Regions from separate parts of the Homo sapiens genome. Here region 1 is linked to region 2. The links are chromatin loops, found by intact Hi-C in ENCODE. Cell type or tissue: PC-9. All regions are shown on one strand.

Region 1 (8,000 bases), 310 kb after region 2:
TGGAGTGTACTTTTGTTTTCAATACATCCCTGCTTTCCTTCTTTTGTTGCTTCATTCTTTCTTTGCTTTGCTGGGCGTTTTGTTCAACTCTGTTCAAAACGCCAGGAATCTGGACAACTTGCAGTTACGACCTTCTACTGGTGACAGAATGTTTCAAAGCTTGATTTTGGTGATGGATTCAGAACTCCGTAAATTTACTAAACATTGTGCACATGAAATGGGGAAATTTTATGGTGTGTAAACTATATCTCAATACGTCTGTTAAAGGAAAAAAAAGTAAAACTCGCCTTTGCCAGTTTTTGTTGTTGTTGTTTGTTTTTTGTTTTTTCTTTAAACAGGGACTCTCTGTCACCCAGGCTGGAGAGCAGTGGTGCGATCACAGCTCCGGGCAACCTCGACTTTCCCGGGTTCAAGTGATTCTCGCCCATCAGCATCTCGAGTAGCTGGGACTACAGGCACCAGCCAGCACCCCAGGCTAATTTTTGTATTTTTTAGTAGATACGGGGTTTCAGCGTGTAGCCCAGGCTAGTCTCGAACTCCTGAGCTCAGGTGATCCGTCCGCGTCAGCCTCCCAAAGTGCTGGGATTACAGGCGTGAGCCACTGCACCGGGTCTCACCTTACCATTCTTGCCACCCACCATACTTCCTTCATCTGTCCGCCATGCTGCATGTCCCGACGCACCCTGCTTCCTGCCTTTCTGCTAGGCTCCGCCCTTCGCTGGAACTGCATTTTTCCCTCTCCTCTGCCTTGCTAACTTGAATCAACCCCAAGGCTCAGGTCGGAAGGCATTTCCTCCACTATTGTTGCGCATCCTGCCTGCTGGCAAATCATTGATCCCCTGCTGCATTTCCAAATCACTTACCTCATTTCATTGCACATCGTTCCTGTTTTAATCCCCTTAGGGAGTTAGGACTCTTGCTCTCCCTCTCTTCCCTTGAGAGAAGCAGACGGTTTCTGTGTATTTTCCTGTCCAAGCACCTAACGTGAAAATTAACAAAATAGTTTGAGTGCTTATTTTTGGTGCTAACTCTGCTGGGTCCTTGGATGCTCCGGGAGTCTGGCATGTTTGGGGTGCTTTGTCAAAATTTTTAGGGGTCTTCCCTAAATGGCTCCCACCACACTCTGTTTCCAATGCCGCATCATTTCGTACACATGCCTCCCTCTAAGCCCTTGTATTAATTTTACGTCTCTGTGTTGTTCCAAGGCTTGCTGCTGCAACTAGCTATGAATGCCTGGAGAACAGGGACTCTGTCTGATTCATTTCTGTGAAGCTCTTGCCTAGTCCAGGGCTTGGCTCAGAGCACGCACTAAGAGGAGCTTGTTGAATGAACGAATATTCAATTAAAGGAATCCCAAATGAATATGAACCAATCTAACAGAATGTCGCTATGGAGATGGATATTTACTTCATCAATAAGGAGAGTCCTTCATCCTGGGGCTCCCCAAATGCAAGGCCTACAAGTTTTTTTATAAAGGGATTTCTTACTGCCCCACCAATTTCTGGCCTCCCCTTGCTATTCCGTTTATTTATTCCATCAACTACTTCCATTTTTTTTATTGGTTTATATTTTTCTCATATTTGATGGCATTCTTTTTAAAACAATGAGCTCTCCTTAGTCAGAACCCAGCACCTTTTAGTAAGATGGAAGTTTGGGATCTTCTGATTTGAATTACGTAAAGTGAAAGAATATTTTTACATTCTTGATACTTATTCTCAATTTTGCATTCTCTTTATGGCACATTGACTGTATAATAAATCCTGTACATATTATTCATCTCTTTATATTTCTTTTCTTGTACTGTTCTCCCAAATGAAAACCAGAATTCTTATTCACAGCAATTTAGACCAGCCCAGCTTATGAGCAGAGTGATACAGGTCATTTTGGAAGTCTTTCCAGCTCTATTATTTTGTGATTCTCATATAGTTCTTACTTTTTTTTTTAACCAATGATTGAATGAAATCTGTTTTGATCATATTGGGATGTTCATATTTTCAACCTTTATTCATTTGTTTATTCTCTCAAGTTCCTTTTTATGTGATTTTTAAAAACATTTCAACTTTTATTTTAGATTCAGGGTGTACATGTGCAGATTTTTTTACATGGTTATATTGCATGATGCTGAGGTTTGGGGTATGATTGATTCTGTCACTCAGGTAGTGAGCATAGACCCAATGCATAGTTTTTCAGCCCCTGTTCCCTCCTACCTGCCCCGTGCAGCAGTCCCCAGTGTCGGTTGTTCCCATTTTTGTGTCCATGTGTACCCCGTGTTTAGCTTATAAAGTGAGAACATGCCATATTTGGTTTTCTGTTTCTGTGTTAGTTCGCTTAGGTTAATGGCCTCCAGCTGCATCCATGTTGCTGCGAAGAACATGATTTTGGTTTTTTATGATCGTATAGTATTCCATGGTGTATATGTACCACATTTTCTTTATCCAATCCACCGTGGATGGGCACCTAGGTTGATTCCATGTCTTTGCTATTGTGAATAGTGCTGCAATAAACATGTGAGCATCTTTTTGATAGAACAATGTATTTTCCCTTGGGTATCTGAGTAATGGAACTGCTGGGTTGAATGGTAGTTCTGTTTTAAGCTCTTTGAGAAACCTCCAAACTGCTTTCCACAGTGGTGGAACTTTATATTTCCAGCAGCAGTGTGCAAGGATTCCCTTTTCTCTGCAGCCTCCCCACCATCTATTATTTTTTGACTTTTAATAAGAGCCATTCTGACTGGTGTGAGATGGTGTCTCATTGTCAACCTTTAAAAATGAACAAGAGTTTGGTTCATCAGATCGCATTGCCTATGTTTTTTGTTTGTTTATTTGTTTGTTTGTTTTTGAGACAGAGTTTCACTCTTTCACCCAGGCCAGAGTACAGTGGTGAGATCTCGGCTCACTGCAACTTCTGCCTTCCAGGTTAAAGTGATTCTCCTGCCTCAGCCTCCTGAGTAGCTGGGATTACAGGCGCCTGCCACCACGCCCGGCTAATTTTTGTATTTTTAGTAGAGATGGGGTTTCACCATGTTGGCCAGGCTGGTCTCGAACTCCTGACCTTGTGATCCGCCCGCCTCGGCCTCCTAAACTGCTGGGATTACAGGCGTGAGCCACCACGCCCGGCCACTGCCTACCTTTTTAAAGAATGTGTCCTAAGCATGGTTAAGTTTGATACAGACATTCGGTGCTTGCCAAATACAGGCTGAGTTTAGGATGGCTCACCAAATATATAGCTTGATTCCTCCTGGACTATCTCATGCCATGGCTATGTTTGAGTCATTCCAAAAGCCAGTCGAATGGGATCTGTGACTCTGGGTGGAAGGGGCCCTGCATAGTACTTAACATAGAGTGGGCATCAATAAGTATTTGGTTGAATACACGAGTGCATGCAGATAATCTAACTGTAATCTAACTTCCTCAGAAATGCTGATGTTCTTCTGTAACTTCCAGGATGGAGGGTCACAGTGCTTCTCTATTGACATATATTCAGTGAGCAGGGTGCCTTCACTGTTTTCACAGAACATTATCTTATTTTTGGAAAGTAACAATTAAAACATTCTTTCTAGCAGAGTGACATATGTTGGCCCATATCTCCTCCCCACTCGTCTGCCAGGGTCCCACACTCCCAGCCTTTGTCCTGTAGCACAGCAAGTAAGAAACTGAGACCAAGTCCCTTTGGGTAGGCTCTTTACTAGGCTGAACAGAGTCTGTTTCTTAAACTGTCACTCATACCTTCCCAAGCATCCCTCAGTATGCTCCTGATTCCTTACTTCTATGGCTAAGAATCCGTGTGCCTGGTGGAAGATAACCCAGATTTCAGGTCTGTGCAGATCTCAAAATATCTCAAAATCTGTTTAAAAATCACAATTTAAAAAAAACTCAACTTAGCCTGTTCTCCAATAAATCCTCAATAGGTGGCAGTGTTGATCTTTCTTTGGTCTCTGGTCTGCGGGAGTGTTTTGGTTTGTTTGTTTTGTTTTCATATTAGAAAAGAGTTGAGGTTTCTACCTAGTTTTAGATTGAGTTCTACTAAATGTAGTTCTCAATCAGACTATTTTTCTTGAGGCCATACCAAAATCAATGACTGTTTTTCTTGAGGCCTTACCAAAAGCAATATCTCCTACGCCAGCTAAAAATGTGGTAAATCTTCAAGCTAGTATTCTATTATTTAACATTTTTAATTATAACAATTATTCATGGTTGTAAAGTTTCAAAAGCTACAGAAGTGTAGAAAGTAAAAAGTGAATGAAAGTTTTCCAGGTGTTTTGCTATGCACATAAAAATGCATATAGTTATAAAACATATAGATATATAACATTTATATATATAAATAGAGAACAATATGGATAATATGACTCTATATAAAAATGTTATATATCTGTATGTTTATATATAAATGTTATACATCTGTCATGTTTATATATGTAAATGTTATATATCTGTATGTTTATATATAACTGTTATTTATCTGTATGCTCATATATATGGCACATATATATATGAGGTCATATTAACCATGTTAGTCTGCAGCTTACATTTGCTTCTTTACATAGTGTTTGTTCTTCCACGTCAATATATATGATCACCATTCTTCCCACTTTCATGGCTTATAACAAAACTTTTACATTCTTTTTTTTCTTTTCCTTTTTTGAGACAGGGTCTCACTCTGTTGCCAGGCTGGAGTGCAGTGGCACAATCTCGGCTCACTGCACCCTCCGCCTCCCAGGCTCAAGCAATTCTCCTGCCTCAGCCTCCCGAGTAGCTGATTACAGGAGCCCACCACCACGCCGGGCTAATTTTTGTATTTTTAGTAGAGACAGGGTTTCACCATGTTGGCCAGGCTGGTCTTGAACTCCTGACCTCAAATGATCCACCCATCTCGGCCTCCCATAACATTTACATTCTGTTCTGGAACTACAGCCAAGTCTTCTAGGCTTGAATACTTAAACCAAATAAAAATAGCATTTACCATATTGTGGTTATACAAATATTAATCACTGCAGAAAAAAGTGTGATAAAATCTATAGAGAAAGAAAGAATATTCCATGTATTTAATACCAGCCACACAGCTGTCAACATTCAAATCTTGGTCTTTTAATGTAGTTTTTACTTTCCTCACTTTTATTCAGGTATCATTGTTTTTTATTTGCTTCAGTCTCATTTTTTTGAAATCTCATTCTTTCATTCCCTTTGTTTTGCACAAGTACTTCCGTGAGTAATTTTTACATTCGAGTGCACACGTGATAAACTTTCCTTGCATTGCTGGAGTATAATTTCAGCTCAAATTCATATTCCATTGGAGTTTTTTTTCTTTTTTCTTTTCTGAGACAGTCTCACTCTGTCACCCAGGCTGCAGTGCAGTGGTGCAGTCTCAGCTAACTGCAACCTTCACTTCCCAGGTTCAAGTGATTCTTCTGCCTCAGCCTCCTGGGTAGCTGGGATTACAAGCACGTGGTACCACACCTGGCTAATTTTTGTATTTTCAGTAGAGATGGGGTTTCACCATGTTGCTCAGGCTGGTCTCGAGCTCCTGACATTAAGTGACCTGCCTGCCTTGGCCTCCCAAAGTGCTGGGATTATAGACTTGAGCCACCATACCCAGCCTCCACTGGAGTTTTAAAGGCATGATTTTTAAAGCATTTCTGATGGGAAGTCTGAAATTAATTAAATTCTCATTTCTAATATTCAAGCTTTTAAGCCTTTCTCATTCTTCTTGGGGTTCTGAAATTTCTAAAAATATCTAGGTATGGGTTTTGTTTTCATTTATCCTGCTTGGTACTTAGTGGCCTCTTTCAATCTGAGGACTTGTATTTTTTCCCAGCTCAGGGAAACTTTCTATTATGTCTTTGACTTTATCCCCCACCACCTCTCTGATTTTTTTTCTTACCTTCTGAAACTCCTACTGAATTGATGGATGCTAGCCTCCTGGAGCTTTCCTGTTTCTAGACTTTTAGTTTTTACTATGCTGACTTTTTTCTGTATTTCTGGAGATTTCATTGACTTCCACACAACTGCTCTGGCTTTTGGTCTTGGCCATTCTATTATTCCTGTTTGCTGAATTTTTAAAATTTTGACCCTTATTTTACATTTCTAGAAATTATTTCTTGTTCTCCGATGGCTCCTTTTTTACGGCAGCTGGCTCTTGTTTTGGAGATTTCATTCTCTCACATCTCTCCAGAGATACTAATTAGGGTTTTATCTTTAACATTACCTACTTCATCTTGTTTTTTTTTTCCAGGATGACGTTGTGTTTACTCATGTTTGTTCAACTTGGTTGTGCTATTGGTTTTCCTCAAATATTTGGGGCTCCATGGCTCTCCGTCGACTTTCCTAAATGAAGGATTAGATTAATCTGTATGGATAGCTGGTGTGGCCTGCTTTCACAAGAGGCGTCTCCCTGGAAGGGGAGGGCCAGTTCAGGTCCCCTTGAGTGGCTGGGCCATATTGTCAGCAGGCTCACCTCTAGATTGCAGCAGGCAGCCTGGGATGCCCACGCCTGCCAAGGTAAGGAGGTATTTAAATAACGGACTGGAGTATTTAGCTATAATTTCCTTTTGGACAGAGGACTTTCTACCACCCCTCCATGCCTTCTGATATGGTTTGGCTTTATGTCTCCACCCAGATCTCATCTTGAATTGTAATCCCATAATCCCCTCGTGTCCTGGGAGGTACCTGGTTGGAGGTAATTGAATCATGGGGGCGGTTTCCCTCGGTGCTGTTCTCGTGATAGTGAGTGAGTTCTCATGAGACCTGATAGTTACAGGGGCTTCCCCCTTCACTTAGCACTCATTTTCTCTCTTGCCACCAGGTGAGGAAGGACGTATTTTCTTCCCCTTCCGCCATGATTGTAAGTTTTCTGAGGCCTCCCCAGCCATGCTAAACTGTGAGTCATTTAAATCTCTTTTCTTTATAAGTTACCCAGTCTCGGGTATGTCTTTATTAGCAGCGTGAGAATGGAGTAATACACCCTCTCAACCCAAACTTGCCATATATATTTGTTGGGGAGGCCTACATAGACTTCCAACCCTGTTCTTGTTCTGCTTCTCTCTTGACTTTAGACACCTATATTAGGATCCCTTCCTGGATAGATCACCCACATTTTTTAAGAATAATGATTGGGTCCTAGGTACCCAAAGGGCAAAATTACCACTAGTTGTTCCTTTACGGGTTGAGCATATGTTGAGCAGGGGAAGGGAGAAGGGAGGGGCCCCGAATGTCCCAGCCACTGTGAATGCAGCTCTTTGCTCAGTTACTCTGATGGTTATCCTATGGTCTACTCTTGCTTTCTGTCTCTTGTTTCTGAGTTTGGGGTTTCTCTAGGGCTCCCTTGAGAAGGAAAGTTCTTGGTACTGGTGTTTGGGGCTGTGGTTTACCTTTGTACTTTCTCAGTTGATCTGATCCCATCTACTTTTTCTTTTCTTTTCTTTTCTTTTTTTTTTTTTTTTTTGAGACAGAGTCTTGCTGTGTTGCCCAGGCTAGAGTGCAGTGGCACCATCTGGGCTCACTGCAACCTCCGCCTCCTGGGTTCAAGCAATTCTCATGCCTCAGCCTCCCAAGTAGCTGGGATTATAGGCATGCGCCACCACACCTAATTTTGTATTTTTCGCAGAGATGGGGTTTCACCATGTTGGCCAGGCTGGTCTTGAACTCCTGACCTCAGGTGATCCGCCCATCTTGGCTTCCCAAAGTGCTGGGATTACAAGTGTGAGCCACCGCACCCAGCCAATCCCATCTACTTTCTAGCTTCCAGTATTTTCTCAGACTTTCTCATCTGCTGGCACCCTGTCTTGCTTTCCAGCACTGATCTGATTTCACTCTTTAAAAAATATATTTTATCCCCATGGATCCATGGTGTAGTGGAGAGGTGGATGCATGTGCTCAATTTGTGACTTCCAAACTAATATATTTTTCAAACTTAATTTTTTTTCCTAATTCACATGGTTCAGAAGATACTGAAAGGTCTATCAAGAGGGTACAGGAAAAAATTTTTAAAGGTACTAAAAGGAT
Region 2 (8,000 bases):
CTTAAGAACACCCACCTGTGTCAGAATTTTTGAAAGGGGCTGGTGGGGTGGGTGGGTGTCTTGTCAAAGATGCAGAAAATGCAGCTTCCTAGGCCCCACCTCACACATAAGGAATCCTTATTCCGTCTCTGGGATGGGGCCAGCAATCAGCATTTTTAACAGTCACTGTAGGTAGTTCCTAGTACACTCAGGTAGGAAAACCATTGTCCGGGAAGAACCAAGTCTTCCCGTTAGCGGTCACATTGTCTGCTTGTGCACAGCACTTTACATCTTCTAGGAACTGTCATATTGGGGGTTTGGGAGGAGAGACTGAGGAAAAGGAGAGGAAGTAGCTAGTCAAGGTCACAGAGAGCCCCCAAGAGCTAGTGCTGCGATGGGTCCATTTCCCTTCCTCCCATCCCACACCAACACAGCATTCAGCACTGCAGGCAGGAGGTGACATGCACCAGCCCTGTCTCCCTGTCTAGCAAGCTGGGCAGGCATGGGAAGGGCCATTTCCTCCACGCTCATGAAGCACTGCAGTAGCGGTTCACTGAGGGCTGTGGGATGCGGAGGAACCCATCACACAGGCTCGTGTTGGTGGTGACGCAGGTGCATGACCCCACCCATGCTCTCGTGATCCCAGGTTCTTGTCCAGCGATCTTTCCTCTTCCCACATCAGTGGAAAATGTTGTGTTACATGTTGGCTGCCCCATTTTTAGTTTTTCGAGTACACGTCCCAGAAAGAAATACGCTATAACACCCACCAGCCTGAGGGCTGCATTGCTGTGGAAGCAGGAATGGATACCCTTATCATGCATCTCTGCGAAGAAACTGCCCCAGAGAATCAGAAGTTCATCTTGCAGGAGGTAGGTGAACTCTCTCCTTCCTTCCTGCTGACAGTCCCTGGGCTATAAGGGAGAGTGTGAGAGTCAGACGTTCTCTCTGGCATAGTCCTGGTGAGGATCAGGGATGTGGCCATGCATGGACAGGAGCTCTGGAAGACCTGGAACCTCAGTCCCAGTGAGCCTGGGGGGCGGTGATGGCAGGAGATTGGAGTCCCCTGGCACACGGTGTCATTAGCACTGCCTTCCTTCCTCATTGTCCAGTCCCTTTTAGTCTTTTCCATTTCCCTTGCACCCCCATGAGCTGCAGGCACCGACATGGAAACAGCTCTTACAAATGCATTCAGAGATGAAAGGGCTTTAAATGAGTAAGCCAAATAGCCCAAGTGTAAGGATGTTAGCCAAAGTGTTAGATCCAGATATAAGCCACCCCACCTCTCTAAGCCTTGTTTTTCCCAGCTTTAAAATAGGTACAATAGGCCAGGCACAGTGGCTGACGCCTGTAATCCCAGCACTTTGGGAGGCCAAGGCAGGTGGATCATCCGAAGCCAGGAGTTCGAGACCAGCCTGGCCAATATGGCAAAACCCCATCTCTACTTAAAAAAAAAAATAGCCAGGTGTGGTGGCATGCCCCTGTAGTCCCATCTACTTGGGAGGCTGAAGCAGGAGAATCACTTGAACCGGAAGGCGGAGGTTGCAGTCAGCCGAAATCATGCCACTGCACTGTAGCCTGGGAGACAGAGCGAGACTCCGTCTCAAAAAAAAAAAAAAAAAAAGGTGCAATAATAGCAGACTTACTTTACTGAGGATTAGATGCATAGCCAGAAATATTCTTTGGAAACTATAAAGCTCGATAGAGATTAGTTGTTGCTTGTGGTATTATAACCAAGAAAACACCTCTGATAGAGTAGTCTCCCTGGATAGTCACAGTTGATTTGAAACTGAGGGTTACCTCAGACCTGAGGGTGCTGGCCCCACCACACTTGCAGTCAGCTTGCATCAGGACTTGTAAATCGATCATATCCTTTGACTCACTAAAAAGCATGTGAGGGAATAAATCCAAAGAAAATCATTTGAAAGAAAAAAATTCATTGTTTTTTATCTCCCTGGGCAGCTTTCACTCCCAATATACTGCTTATAAATGGGTTTATTCTAAAGATGATTAAAAGCTGGAATATGTTTTCCTGCAGAAAAATGTTGTCACTAGCAATGACATTTGCAGGCTGCCCAGAAAAGCCACACACCATGGTGTTACCTATTGAATACAGGAAAATAAGAAGGAAAAATACTTCTGCACACCCCAGACGTCTCTGATCTTCTTGAATGTCCTCCTCTTCCCATCTTTCTCCCAACCAGAAGCCATTGTAAGCCCTCAAGGAATGGTAGTGGACACTAGAAACAATAAAATCAGTTTGACATATCAAAAATTTTATCTTAAATTTCAGTGACCATTTAAGGAAAAGGAAGTTTGTTCAGGAGGCTGGGAAGAAGGATACTGAATTGGATTTTTTACCTTTCTTCAGGACGCTTAATACTTTGATTCATATGTGAAAAGGATACAGCTTGATTTATTATATTTCATCAGTCATGCCCTAAATATATATATATAAAACAAATATATATTGAACAGAAACATATGTGAATTCTGAAGGAAATGTCCCCACTTATATTCACTAGACCATAATAGAAAGCTTAGTTCTTAGGGCTGGATCTTTTTTTTTTTTTTTTTTTTTTGAGACGGAGCCTTGCTCCACCAAGGCTGGAGTGCAGGGGTGCAATCTCAGCTCACTGCAACCTCTGCCTCCTGGGTTCAAGCGATTCTCCTGTCTCAGTCTCCTGAGTAGCTGGGACTACAGGCGCCCGCCACCACGCCCAGCTAATTTTTTGTATTTTTAGTAGAGATGGAGTTTTGCCATGTTGGCCAGGCTGGTCTTGAGCTCTTTGGCCTCAAGTGATCCACCTGCCTCAGCCTCTCAAAGTGCTGCGATTACAGGCGTGAGCTACTGTGCCCAGCCTTGTATTTTCTTATGTAGGCCTAAAAACCTCTGAAATGTCATTTCTTGGATTCTACAAAACATGAGTTTGGATTTTTTTGAATGAAAAAAGTTCCATTTAGTGAACAGCACATCACAAAGGTTTTTCACTGATGTTGTTATTCACTCTGCCTGTTTGCTGCTCAGCCATGATTAAGTTCGTTGCATACAGCTTATAACAGAGAGGCAGAGGGAAAAGATAAACACCAGGCCTGAGAGAGAGACTTGCTGAGATAATTGAGCAAGGGCTGGCAGAAAGGAGAGAAGCAGGAGGTCATTAAAGAAGACCATCGTCTTTGGGGTTTGGGAATTGGCACAAGGCATATAACCCACTGATTCTCTGATGTGTGACAGGTGAGTAGCTCAGGCCAAGTGACTGGCTTCCTCATCCATCTGGTCTGTGGCTGAGCTGGGACTACAGCCAAGTTTCCACACTCTGTTTAAATACCTAAGAGAAAGAGATCACCCTGCACGGAATGAGTTGACCTAAGAGGAGTGAAAGAGATAAACAAAGGATCTTTGTTCCTGATTTCCCTGAAGGAAGCCAAATGCAATAGGGAGATGTAGGGTATGACACATGCCCAGAGCAGCCAGCAGGTGGCACCATCGGTCCTGTGAGAGGCAAGCGGGACGCAGCCTGTACAAGCCTGGTGCTGTGTCCCCGGGACAGTCCTGAGTTGCTGCGTTACACGGAAGACACTTACCCCTCAATAAATATTTCTGAAATGGTAAAAATCAGACCCTGATCTCTTTAAAACATGTCTTTAGGAAAAAGAGACTTTTCTGATGACTTGCCTGTCATTCTGTTATCTTTTGTAGGATGGATCTTTATTTCACGAACAGTCCAAGAAATGTGTCCAGGCTGCGAGGAAGGAGTCGAGTGACAGTTTCGTTCCACTCTTACGAGACTGCACCAACTCGGATCATCAGAAATGGTTCTTCAAAGAGCGCATGTTATGAAGCCTCGTGTATCAAGGAGCCCATCGAAGGAGACTGTGGAGCCAGGACTCTGCCCAACAAAGACTTAGCTAAGCAGTGACCAGAACCCACCAAAAACTAGGCTGCATTGCTTTGAAGAGGCAATCATTTTGCCATTTGTGAAAGTTGTGTTGGATTTAGTAAAAATGTGAATAAGCTTTGTACTTATTTTGAGAACTTTTTAAATGTTCCAAAATACCCTATTTTCAAAGGGTAATCGTAAGATGTTAACCCTTGGTATTTAGAAAATTAAAACCTTATAATATTTTTCTATCAAGATGTATATTTTACAGTCGTGCCTTTTACTCTCATTAGCAAAAAAGATAAAGATTTTATTTTGGTATTTACAAGAATTCCCAGGTACGAAGATATCTGCATGGGTGGAAATCAGGTTCAAGCAACGTACTTTGCATTAACTGATAATACCTCAGCTGCGGGGTTAAAGTTTTCCCAGTATAGAGAGACTGTCACTAGGAACATTGTATTGATTTATTCAGGTCATTGAGATCTTCTAGATGTATTTTAAAAAGAATGCTTTTTGGTTATGTGTTGCTACCACAGTTAACACTCCATAATGTTCATGTCAGCCAAAGAGGACTAACCAAAGCTGAAATCTCAGAGAACAATTTGCTTTACTAAGCTGAGTCAACTTGAGAGCGAACTTCTAACAATGCCGCACTGTAGTGTGGCTGGTTCTACCACTATGACTTTAAAACATGTTTATATCATTTTTAATTTTTATGATACGGTAGTGTCAGGGAGAAATGTAATGTTCTATATGAAATTCCTTTTTCAAGTTTGTTCATTAATAACAGTTATTAATTTAAATCAGCGTTAGAGTTTGTGCTGCTGCAACTGCTGTGAAAATTTCTCTGAGTAATTCTGATTTGTGAATGATCCCAGACCAACCCTGAGATTTTGTCAACCTGATTAAGTCAATATGAATGATTAAAAAGATGTGAGAACACTGACTGCAGATCTTTTTGTACTGTAAACCAAAAATAAAATTCTAGGGCCGGGTGCGGTGGCTCACGCCTATACTCCTAGCACTTTGGGAGGGCAAGGAGGGCAGATCACTTGAGGTCAGGAGTTCGAGACCAGCCTGGTCAACATGGCGAAACCCCGTCTCTATTAAAAATACAAAAATTAGCTGGACGTGGTGGCATGCGCCTGTAATCCCAGCTACTCCGGAGGCTGAGGCAGAAGAGTCTCCTGAACCCAGGAGGCGGAGGTTGCAGTGAGCCAAGATCGCGCCACTCTACTCCAGCCTGGGCGACAGAGCCAGACTTTGCCTCAAAAAATAAAAAATAAAATTCTGGGGTCCCCCATCTGATTGAATGGACTCCTCTCTTGGCCAAGAAGATCCCAAAAAAACCTGAACCTAGTTCAGAACTGAAAAACTAGTTCAGGCCATGATGAGAAGGGAGCAGTATCCAGACAAGCCTCATTACCCTCTCCTCCCTTTGGAGTTTAAAGACAACTGACTGGCATTCACGTTAAAACAGATCTCTTAAGATGGACCAAACAGACTCTTTGTAGCAACACATACCAAATTCCAACCTGACTGGTATAACATCCTATGACCCTGAAGGAAATCCAAGTATTTTGCCACAAAATATATTTCTTTAACATATTCTGAAATGGCCCTGCAAAGCTGTCTCTTGCGGGGGAAATTTACATTCTGTAGAGAATCTCCTTCCCTAACTAGGTCTTTTCAGGAGAGTCTGACACTTTTTAAGGTCTGATAAGAGACCTTCACATCTATTTTCTCTGAAGCCTGCTACCTGGAGCTTCATCTACATAAGAACCTTGGCTTCCACCCACCATCCCCCCCACCCCACCCCACCCCACCCCACCCCTTACTTAGTTCAGCTGACTTGGACTCTTCAGGCAGAGCTTAACTCTTTCAACCAATTGCCAATCAGGAAATCTTCGCATTCGCGTGTGACCTGGAAGCCCCGCCCCCCGCCCCCTTCTTTAAGATGTCCCGCCTTTCCAGGCCAAACCAAGTTATGTCTGCCTGTAACTTCTGTTTCCCTAAGATGTGTAAAATCAAGCTGTAACCAACCACCTTGGGCACATATTCTCAGGACCTCCTGAGGTTGTGTCACAGGCCATGATCCTTAACCTTGGCAAAATAAACCTCTGAATGGATTGAGACCTGTCTCAGATAGTTTTTGGTTTACAGGACCAATCAGATGGGAGCGATGAAGATACACGTGGAATTGATTAAAAGGTATCAATTTGTGTCTCAGGCTCTTTTTGACATACATTCTCCACTCAGATCCTGTCAAGGACCAGTTTAACATTTACCCAGAAACAACTTGGCTTGGGCTGGCTCGAATCCATCTGATGCAACTTAACTTATCTGTACTTCAGTTTCTTCATTGGAAAAACAGGGATAATTAAACCAAGATATGGGATAGCTGTGAGGATTAAATAACACATAGCAGGTCAGGGCTTAGGCCCTGGTGTTACCAGAAAGGGATCTGGATCTTGGATTACGCACAAGAAAGAATTCAGGGTGAGTCCAAAGAGTAAAGTGAAAGCAAGTTTATTAGAGAAGTAAAGAAACAAGAATGGCTATTCCATTCTTGGGGGTCCAGAGTACCCCCGAGGACTACTGGTGGGCTATTTCTGTAGTTATTTCTTGATTATATGCTAAACAAGGAGTGGATGATTCATGAGTTTTCTGAGAAAGGGGCGAGGACTTCCCAGAACTGAGGGCTCCTTCTCATAGACCATATAGAGTAACTTCTTAGCATTGCCATGGCACTTGTAAACTGTCATGGTGCTGGGGGGAGTGTCTTTAGCAGGTGAATGCATTATAATTAATGTATAATAAGCAGTGAGGACCACCAGAGGTTGCTTTCATCCCATCTTGGTTTTGGTGGGTTTTGGCTGGCTTCTTTACTGCATCCTGTCTTATCAGCGGGTTCTTTGTGACGTGTATCTTCTGCTGACCTTCTATCTCATCCTGTGACTAAGAATGCCTAACCTCCTGGGAATGCAGCCCAGCAGGTCTCAGCCTCATTTTACCCAGCCCCTGTTCAAGATGGAGTTACTGTGGTTTGAACACCCCTGACACTGGCCCACAGTATGGGCTTATTAAATATCAGCTTCTATTTTCAGAAATGTACTTTAATATTTATTCAAAAATAAATATTAAGTAGTTTAGCTTTTTAAAATCTTTATGGGATTAAACAGCTCTTTAGCAGGCAGGAATAGCTTTCGACACAGCTCAGTTCTCATAAATGTGAGGCAGTGTGGGCCAAGCTTCCCTTCCTACCGCTGTGGGAACTTGTGAAAACAGACGCAATGCCCCCCCTCAACCCATGAGTTAGGAAGTCCTACCCTGTCTCCCCTCCCCACCGTTTCTGTCACATCAGTGTGAGCTTGATGAAGGGGTGTTGGGCCCTCCCAGATGCAGGGAGACAGTTCAGGCAGACATAAAATTAATGCTGACAAAATCCATCAAGAGTGCAGGGAGGCTGCAGAGGTTGCATGTCTGGAGAGTCTGCCGAGCATGGCAGCTAATTAGTTTTGCTTGAGAAGTCGCCCCTCTAACTCCTGCATCCGCTTACATTCGGTCATTTTTAGGCTCGAAAACAGTCAATATAAAATAGAAATCATATTTTGGGGGGTGTCAAGGGAAATCTTTACACAGACTGGGAGGGAATTTACAACATCTCGAGAAAACGTTCTCTTCACCGATGGGTGAAGAGCCTGAGAAAAAGCCCATAGGGATGTGAGGGAATTCACACATCTATTCACTGTACCCGAGTGGGTTCCCACCTGCCCCCACCTGCCCCCACCTGCCTCCCTGGCAGGTGTGAATCCAGGGCTGATGTGTGGAGTTGGAGTCCTGGGGGCCAGCCCCAGCTGTGGCAGATTGGCAGATTGTTTCGCCTTCTAGGACTCTGTTGTAGTTTCCTCTAATTTGGTCTTGAGGTCTGTCTCAAGAGCATGGGTAAAAACTCTAGCCCTGCCCTGCCAGGGCTCTAGGGATTTGGTCATGAATGTTTATAGTGTGTCTTTCATGGGACACTTCATCCTGGCAGACAGCCTAATGCCTGGGTGTCCAACCCATGACAGGGTGTTCCTCTCACAGAAAACTTGGTTTATACTGGAAGATGCCTTTGTGGCTCTTGTCTGACCTGCTCAG

What was found. Hi-C counts contacts between places; a loop is a spot of excess contacts. Peaks named below come from ENCODE experiments on the same cell type or tissue, not always from the same donor. Only the 100,000 strongest peaks of a DNase experiment are listed, where the experiment ranks them.
Region 1: it touches region 2 in a loop (4-fold over the local background); 2 of 110 quality-filtered maps call a loop at or near these places.

What each region holds. Positions count from the first base shown.
Region 1 is chr9:99,159,079-99,167,078 of GRCh38, forward strand. No RefSeq gene overlaps it. Among named protein-coding and RNA genes, the nearest start is that of TGFBR1, 58 kb to the left of the region's middle. In PC-9, a CTCF peak has its summit at 3,915; no DNase peak of the experiment used is centred here.
Region 2 is chr9:98,845,276-98,853,275 of GRCh38, forward strand. It overlaps GALNT12 (polypeptide N-acetylgalactosaminyltransferase 12), which reads left to right. Exons shown (of 10, transcript NM_024642.5): 9 at 702-848; 10 at 3,677-4,806. The coding sequence ends at 3,817. Among named protein-coding and RNA genes, the nearest start is that of GALNT12, 42 kb to the left of the region's middle. RefSeq lists an enhancer at 3,372-3,666. In PC-9, CTCF peaks have their summits at 3,458 (motif pointing right) and 3,661; a DNase peak (open chromatin) is centred at 3,266; H3K27ac peaks cover 1,812 bases.